Linked DNA regions of Mus musculus: region 1 is linked to region 2. A link is a contact called in ENCODE Hi-C or POLR2A ChIA-PET data. All regions are on one chromosome and are shown on one strand. Each heading gives the region's core, a stretch centred on a gene start or an enhancer-like site at or near the end of the contact. The rest is flanking DNA. Distances are from core to core; before and after follow the strand shown.

The links. Hi-C counts contacts between places; a loop is a spot of excess contacts on that map. ChIA-PET counts read pairs that join two places held with the same protein, here RNA polymerase II (POLR2A).
Region 1: a map of heart shows a loop between it and region 2 (3-fold over the local background). The contact joins the promoter of Nt5c3 here to the promoter of Fkbp9 in region 2. A Hi-C loop is called at or near these places in 2 of 37 maps with a recorded cell type or tissue (both heart). POLR2A ChIA-PET finds 5 or more read pairs at or near these places in 3 of 5 experiments (Patski and embryonic stem cell).

What each region holds. Positions count from the first base shown.
Region 1 is chr6:56,922,585-56,927,395 of GRCm38, forward strand. It overlaps Nt5c3 (5'-nucleotidase, cytosolic III), which reads right to left and starts at 1,348. Exons shown (of 9, transcript NM_026004.3): 1 at 1,088-1,348. The coding sequence starts at 1,225. It also overlaps a transcript of Vmn1r4 not described here.
Region 2 is chr6:56,829,480-56,833,854 of GRCm38, forward strand. It overlaps Fkbp9 (FK506 binding protein 9), which reads left to right and starts at 2,580. Exons shown (of 10, transcript NM_012056.2): 1 at 2,580-2,948. The coding sequence starts at 2,728.

The DNA of each region.
Region 1 (4,811 bases), core at 98-2,597, 92 kb after region 2:
AAACTATAAAAGTAAAAATATTAAACTCTTTTACATCTTCTACTGAAAAACTATTAGGGGGTCTGACGCATAGTTTAAAACAATGCATATAAAGACTGACTTGTACAGTACAAACAAAAAATATTTGGCATTATTGGTCCCTTAGTACTTTATACAATGAAAGTAAAACTCTTCCTTAAGATTTCGTGGAAAAATCAGCCCACTGTTTAAGTACATAGAGAAAGACAGCGAAATCAGCTTTTTCCCACTGATGGAAAATTATAAAATTTGAGTATGGAACAAAATAAAGCCATGTAAATTCGCTAGACAGGGAGGGAGGCAAAACTTCTCACACAAAATGTTTGCAACCAGAGGTATATAAAGAAAATAACCCAGGAATAAAGGAATTCACTTAAAATATTAGTTTCAATAGAAATAGTTTCTCAACTTTATATTTTAGTTCTGGATGCTCACTTGTACTCCAGTAAGTAAGTCACACTCACCATGCATGCTCAAGTCAGATGGAACAACAGTAACATCAAAACAACCCTAAATGAAACAGACATTCTGGGATCAACAAATCGCCTTAAAACAAACCTCAAATGGAATTCTTGAGACAAACAATTTAAACGAGACTGCAATTAACTCTTAAAAGTACATTTCTAGGATTTAGGAAAGAGTTTTGGGGGACTGACACATGAATACTTCTTGGAACATAAAACAAGGAAGAACATTCAAATAATCGAGCTGTTTCAATATTGGCATTTCTAAAAAAACACTGAAAATGCTCTTTTCATAACGTAAGCCAAGGCAGCCCCGATGATGTAAAACAAACAAACAAACCAACCAACCAACCAACCAACCAACCGACTCCTGGACAAGAGACTATCGGATTAGCTGCACGTCTTGGAGGCGGTTGCCAACTGGAGATTAGCTCTGGAGAAACGGGTTTTGCAGCAAGAGGTAGTTATCTCCGAGCATCTATTCTCTCCACTCTTTGAAACAAACGCTGTCAAGCATCAGCACGCGTGCAGGCTGCCCTCGCAGGGCCGCGGCCGGCCCACGCCACTTGGGCTGCTCGCGCGCGAGCCGATGCTCCCGCACTCACCATTTCGATGATCTTGGTCTTGCGGCCCGTTTTTCTCTTCAAGGTGAATATGTACTGGGCCAGCACCACGCCTGCTACCACCGCGCACACACTGGCGCTCGCCACCGCGCCCACTCGCGCCACGGCCGCGCGGTCCATTGACAGGCCCGCGTGCTCTCGGCGCGGAAGCCCGGGATCCGCGGGTACGAGCCCAGGGGCGCGGCCGCAAGCCGCACACTTCCCCGGAGCCCCGCCCCGCGCGGGGGAAACCGAGGAGGCCCCGCCCAGAAGAGGTGAGGGGCGGGGACGACGGGGCGGAGACTAAGAGGTCCGCGTCCGGAATCCCGCCCTTATAGTGGGGGCGGGACTTCCTCTGACCCTGACTTCAGGAAACGCCGCAAGGACCCGGAAGGAAACAACTGTAATTAGCTACTAAATGCAAGTAGTGCATCTGTAACCCAGAATCCTGGTGACCCGGATGCTATGCTGTGCCTATAGTCCACAGTAAGATCGCACCAGAAACATCGAGAAAACAAAGTCTTGCCCCAGTGTGAGAAAATTCACCCGCCACCCACTCAGAAACTGTGCCTCGTCCTAGCCTTCATGGACTACGACACCCAGCAGGCTCAGCGGCGCTGCGTCTGACCTGCGCAGTAGCATCCTGGGTTGGAAGGCCTAGATATAGTCGTTTTTGGGAGATCTGTCAGCTGTTGGGCTTTTCAGTCACAGTCTACCTACAACTTTAGCTTACTTTCCTTAGGAGCGTGTGCAGAGAAACTTAACGTTGTTCTCTCTTGCTTAGTATATTTCAAGGGATTCATGTAGTTTACTCTGCTTCTCGCTGAGTGGGTGGGGTGTGATGAGGTGCAAGAGAGAATCTCAGGAGAGTCGCCCCCGATTCTGTGAGGTTTGGGCTGCTGCTTGGCGAGACTGTCTCTCTCTGCCTGATATATGCAACCGAAGGAAGTTAAGAATGAAAAGCCGTGGGAGAGAAAGAATTATTTTTCTGTTTTAGGTTTTTATTAGCTGGTCTAAAGCAAATTGACATAGACATTATCTTGAGTAGAACAATTCATTGTGCAAACAGAAGTTCCACAGAAATATGAGACTCAAGCTGGTCATGATGGAGCATGCTTCTGATTCCTGCATGTAGGATCCTCAGGCAGGAGGATTGCTCGGAGTACAGTGGCTGATTAACCAGGGCCATGGGTCAAAGCCTTAACGAAATGGCCAAAAATTGAGGCTGAAATATACCACCTAAATTACTGAAAGGAATATGTATTATATTTGACATTCTTGAGCAAGTTGGAGTCTGCAGGAGGGGAAATGTATGGTGACTAAAGGTTGCCTTGTGCAGATGAAAATCTTTCCAGGGGATAAAGGTGTGAGCTCAGCGATAGGGTGCCTATTACCAACCCTCAAGTTCAACAATTCTGTTTGGAGAAGCTCTTGACCTGATACATTTACTAATGACAATCTCAACAATCTCTGTCTCTGTCTCTCTCTGTTTCTGTCTCTCTCTCTCTGTTTAAATGTGTATTTCTTCTACACTAGAGATGTTTAAAATTATAAGGAATTTGTATTAATTTTCTGTGGCTGTGATAAAACACCATGACCAAGACCCCTTATAGAAGAAAGAAAGAATTTACAAGAATCCATAATGGTGGGGTCAGCATGGCAGCAGGTGGCAGCAGGCTGCTGGCATGGTAACAGAGGTACATCTTTCATCTCAACTATAAGCACAAAGTACAGAGAGCAAACGAAGTGGGACAGTCTTCAAACCCTTAAAGCAAAGCTCCAGAGACATGCTTCCTCGAAGAAGGCTGCACCTCTAAAGCTCCTGAAACAGCACCACCAACTGGAGATCATATGCTCAAATGTATGAGCCTAGGGGGGGCATTCTCACACAAACGACTATCGAATTTAAGGGAAATTCTTCAAAGAGCTTTCCCTGCTTTGAATAGTTCTCAGCATCTTTCAGATCAAAATAATTGTTGTACCAAAGTAGCCTGTTTCCCTATGGCATAGTCTGATCTCCTTTAATCATACTTTGAGGTGATATGGCTTGATTGTCATCATAATTAAAGCTAAGGATTGTTTTTCTCTGTGTCATATGTTCTCTGTCCTATCCCTGGGGCCCTTGCAAAGCACTCTAAAAATGTACCTATATATCTATATCTATAGCTTTCCTATGGGGTTGCCCTCCTCTTCAGCTTCTTCTAGCCTTTCTCTAATTCAACCACAGGAGTTTCAGACTTCAGTGCAATGTTTGGGTGTAAGTATCTGCATCTGTCTTGGTCAGCTGCTGGTTGGGCTTCTCAGAGGACAGCTATGCACACCATAGCATCAGTTATAGTGTCAGGTCTTGGAGCCTCCCCTTGAGATGGATCCCAATTTGGGCCAGTCACTGGACCTCCTTTCTACCTTTATCTCTGTAGTTCTTTTAGATAGTAATAATTCTGGGTCAGAGCTTTTGACTGTGGGATGGCAACAACATCCCTTCATCTCTCCATTTCCTCATTGTTGGGTATTTCATCTAAGGTCCCTCTCTTTGAGTTCTGAGAGACTATCATCTCCCAGGTCTCTGGTACATTCCAAAGGGTCCTCCCACCTCCTACCTCCCAAGGTTGACTGTTTCCTTTCATTCTGTTGACCCTCAGGGCTTCATTTCTGTTCCCTCCAGTACTGATCATATTCTTTTTCCCCTCCTCGCCTCTCCCACCCAGTTCCTTCCCATGATTGCTTTCTTTTTCCTCCCAAGTGGGTTTGAAGCATCCTCACTTGGGCCCTTCAGCTTGTTAACCTTTTTGAGTTCTGTGGATTGTATCCTTGGTATGTAGTACTTTTTGGGCTAATATCCACTTATTAGTGACTACATACCATGCATGTGCTTTTGGGTCTGAGTTACCTTACTCAGGATGATATTTTCTAGTTCTATTCATTTGCCTGCAAAACTCAGGATGTTCTTAATAGCTTAATAGTATTCCATTGTGTAAATGAACCACATTTTCTGTATCCATTCTCCTGTTGTGGGACATCTGGGTTGTTTCCAGCTTCTGGCTATCAGAAATAAGGCTGCTATAAACAGCGGAACACATGCTCTTGTGGCATGGTGGGGCATCTTTTAGGTATATGCCCAGGATTGCTATATCTGTTTCCAATTTTCTGAGAAACCTCTAGATTGATTTCTGAGCTCCGTAGTAACCTCCTGTTTTCATCTCTAATTGTATTGATCTGGGTCTTTTCTCTTTTATTTGGTTAGTATGAATAGGGGTTGTTAAATTTGTTTATAGTGCAAAAGAATACATTTGTCTATGTATCATTAATTTCTGCCCTAATCTTTGTTATTCTTTTTGCTCTCTACCACTTTTAGGGTTTTTGCTTGCACTTGATTTTCAAGGATTTTAAGGTACATGACTATATTACTTGAGAGCTTTTTTATTTTATTATTTTATTTATTATTGCTATAAACTTTCCTCATAGAGCTAATTTCATATCCCAAGTATTTTGACAAGTAGTGGTTTAATTTTTATGGGATTCAAGAAACTTTTAGATGTCCTCCATGATTTCTTCAAAGACACACTGGACATTCAACAATGTGTAATTCTGACTCCATACATTTGCTTAGTTTCTGTAGTTGTTTTCAAGTGATTTCTGGTTTTATTGTGCAATTACATCATCAAATACAAGAGATTACTTTGAATCTTTGACAATTTTACCTTATGACCCATTACCTATTTACCTT
Region 2 (4,375 bases), core at 1,330-3,829:
GAGCCATATTCTCAGCTTCTTTCTCACTCATTGTTATGAGACAGCGTCTTGCTAGGTTCCCTGACTTGGATTCATTCTGCAGCGCAAGCAGGCCCTGGGCTTCCAATCTGACTGCTTCAGGCTCAGAGGTAGCTTGATTACAGGCTTGTGCTACCAGGCCCACCTCAGATGTTAACTCTACTTCTAGATTTTGAATAATCTATTTCCCAAAATAGCAATGATAATTTATAGTTTTATTAAGAATGTGGGAAGCTTTTCTCTCCATATCCTCACAGCATGCTTTTGGCTTTTTGATGACAGCCATCCTAACTGAGTTGAACTGATACCTTAGTATAGGGTTTTACAATTTTTATTTATTGAAAACAATTATGTGTAGGGTTGTTTGGTCTGCATGTATATCTGTGCACCATATGTGTGCATAGTGCCTGCAGAGGCCATAAGATGGTATCAGATCCTCTGGAATGGAAGTTACAGTTGGTTGTGAGCTCCCTTGTAGGTGGTGGGAACGGATCCAGCGACCTCTGGAAGAGCAGCAAGTGCTCTTAACCACCGAGCCTTGCCTTCAGCCTCTTCATTATGGTTTTGATTTGTATTTCTTTAATTAGTGTTGTTGAGCATAAATAAAAACCTTGGAAAAAATACACACACATGAACACATTCATTTATCCTATCGAGAAATGTCTATTTGCTTACTCACATATTTATGCATTTACTGATTTTTAGTGTGAGCTGGGATTTGGATCCAGGGCCTTGCACACATGTAAGGCAGATTGATGTTGTCACGGACTGAACTACTTTACGGGCCCCTTGGCTATTCTTTAATTGGAATATTTAGTGTTGATTTTGGGGGAGGTGACGATTCTTATATCTTAAAAGTGAATCCTTCATGGGTTGCACAGGATACAAGTGCATCCTCCCTTCTGGAGGCTGGGACCTCTGTTGTTTCTGTTGCTTGTTTAAATGCCAACTCTAGATTTAATATAACCCTATGTGTCTTTTCCTTTTCTTTGCCATGCTTTTGGAGTCTTATCAAAATCATCATTTAGACCAATGTCCTGAAGTGTTTCTTTTGAAAAAAATAATCTTTATTTATATTTCCTTTAGGTGTATGCATGTTTTGCCTGCCACTGTATCTGTGTACCGGATCTGCAATGCCCACAGAAGACAGAAAAAGACCTCAGCTCCCCTGGAACTGGAGTTACAGACAGCTGTGAGCTACCACATGGCTACTGGGTATTAAGTCCAGGTCCTCCTTCCTACTTGAGACTCTGAGAAGGCTTTGCTCTGCGTAGGATAGAGGAAAAAAAGAAACCCGTGCTAACGTAACTTATCAAGAATTTGTAAGACAAAAGTTCAATCCACAGCTCACACACATATACTCAACCATCTGGTTTTTCCACAAGGCAGCAAGAACGGCCACTGGATAAAGGACCTTGTCTTCTATGAATGGTGCTGGGGAACTGAATATGCATAGGCTAGATAAACTAGAACCACATCTCTTGTATACAAAGGTCAACTCAAAATGGACGAAGACTTAAATTCAGCCTTGAAACTATTGGGGAAAAGCTGGAAGGGAGCCCTGGAAAGGTGGCCCGGCAGTTAGGAGCTGAGAGTAAAGAAAGGTTTTGATTGATTCTCAGGTTGCTTGATTCTAAAAGTAGATTGCGGTATTGATTTTCAAGGTCCAGGGAAGCAACGTGGAGCGCCTTTTTGTTCTCTTCTTTTCCTTTGATGATTTAACTTGAAGTGACGTTAGCACGGATTTCTTTTTTCCTCTCTCTCTTGTTCTGTAACTTAGGACACTCCAAGGTTTTTTGTTTTTGTTTTTTTCCAAGTAGGAAAACTGATCACTAACCTTTTTTTGAGGGCCACCTATAGCTTCTTATTAGATCGTTGGATTCTAATCATAGGCTCTATACTAATTTTTAAAGTATCTTGTTTTCTCTTCACTTTGCAGATGTCTCTGATACTTTGTTAACCAGCTCACTCAGGTAGCTGTTGTGTTCCATTTGCTCAAGTTTTATTTAGCATCTTTGCTAAAAAAAAAAAAAAAAAAAAAAAGAACTTGTTTGGTGCCAACTGCTTATTTTTCTCGTTTGTGGGTGTCTTTAGTAGATTTTGGTATCTGGATTATTTGGTAGCTTCCCAAAACAAATTGAGAAAGCTCTGTTGATTTACTTTTAATACTCCAAAGCTTTAATAAATCGAGGATTCATTTAACTAGGGGTCGCTTGTGGGATCTGGAGCGCTGGCCAAGCTGTCACGTGTTAGGAACTTAATTCACTGACCACATTAGTTCACAGCAACTCAAAAACATTCTGAGGGAAGTTCCAGCCTGTTTATTGTGTATGTACACCCCCAGTAACTAAGTTTTTAAAAAAGACTCTTAAGTTTCCTTCCTTTCCCAGAGCAGCAAGGGGAAACTGGATCCGCTGCCACGTAGGAGTCTCCATATCGTCTCTTGGGATCCGCAGTGCTCAGGCGCGGGGCCTGGCAGTCAGAGCGATCCTCTCCCGGCTTCTGGAGGCGGGGAAGGCAGAGGAATTCCCAGGCCGGTGGACGCCCCTCGGGCTGGGCGCGGCTCCTCCCCTCGGCCCGGCACGGGGCGGACGCGGGCGGCGGGGGGCGGGCGCTGCGGCCCGGGGCTAGCCGGGAGACCTTTCCACGTTTGCATCGCCGCGGCGCGCCCAGCCTTGCCCCTCGCCTCCCCGGAGTCCAGGCCGCGCGATGGCATTAGGGGCCCGGGGCTGGCGGCGCCGGTCGCTGCTCCTGCTGCTGCTCTGGGTGACCGGGCAGGCAGCCCCGGTGTTGGGCCTGGCTGTGAGCTCGGAACTTCAGATCCAGCAGAGCTTCGTGCCTGATGAGTGTCCGCGCACGGTGCACAGTGGCGACTTCGTGCGCTACCACTACGTGGGGACTTTCCTCGACGGCCAGAAGTTCGACTCCAGGTACCCCGTGCCCCCACACTCCCCAAGGACCTCCACCAGCCCGCCCCCACCCCCTCCGCCGCCCTCCCCATGCGTTTGGAGGTGTGCTGAGCCTTCAGCCATAGTTGGGACCTTAAGATTGCGGACAGGACAATTCCTCTTTTCCTCTCTGCCCCGCACAGCGGAACACGTTTTTCAGACATGTAAAATGGCCACTCAGCGAGACCTCCAAGAGTGGGTGATGCTCGCCCGCCTTCTTGGTGGTCCGTCTTGACTGGTCTCTGGGTTTCATCCCTGGATTGTCTAGACAACCCAACCTTAGCATTGACTAGTGGGAGGAGGAGGTAGGTGTCCCATAATTGCAGTCACTGTACTGAACTGTTGAGGTGTTAGGCAACGGTATATATATATATATGCACGAGCTCATTTAAATCTTTGGGGAGTTACAAGAAGAAACTTTTTTTTTTTTTTTTTTTTTTTTTTTTTTTTTTTACCAATTAAGTAACCAAGACCAGTGAGACCTGTGCAAATATTGGATTCAGGCTGTGGGAATTCAAATGCTGTGCCTGTGTGCAACTCCTGTGCCCTCCCCTTCTGGCTTTACAAAAACTGTGGGAGAGATGGCCTGGGCTTGCTCATGTAACTTAAGTTTTCAGCTCATTTCAGCCTTGCCCCTTTCTTCAGGCTGCTGTTTCTAACCCTGGGCTGTGTCCTTGTGGTGAAGCACTCCATTAGACAGGGAACTGTTGTGCCTGAATGGGCTTATTATGTACAATATAAGCAGCCACACATGAGTATGTAAAAACATTTAAGGTTGTCAGTACTATGTGGCACAAAGCAAAGGCTTAGATATGGTTAGTCCTCCTTAGTGGTAATTATTTTGGGGGGTGCACAGGGAGATTGAACCCAGGACTGTACATTCTAGGCAAGCTCTGTATTTTTGAGCTATATCCTCAGTCCTAGTCATACCATTGTTTCAGTTGTAGTTTTTATACCAACCCACCTTAATTGAGGTATTCCCCTGCTATGTAGTTCTCCTAGAATGTATAGGGCTCATGAGATGGCTCTGTGGTTAAGGCACTCGCTGACAAGCTTGATCATCTAGTCAGTCCCTGGTACTCTCATCGCCAAAGGAGAAAAATGACTCCCACAAATTGTACTCTAATCTCCACATGAATGTCATGGCACACTCTCCATAAAAAATATGCAAAAAACCTCTGAAAATATAGATTATAAGGTTGATTTTTAAAAATATTTCATTTCTTTTGGCTATATACCCAGGACTGGAACTGTTGAATCAAATGGGACTTAAGTCTAAGTTTTTGAGGCCCAGAATCTCAAAAGTAACTCCCAGTTGTCTTGTGTAATTCACCTTTCACTCCCTCCCTCAGTGTCCCTAGTTCTTCATGTTCTTTTTAAAAATTATATTTTCTGGATGTGGTGATACA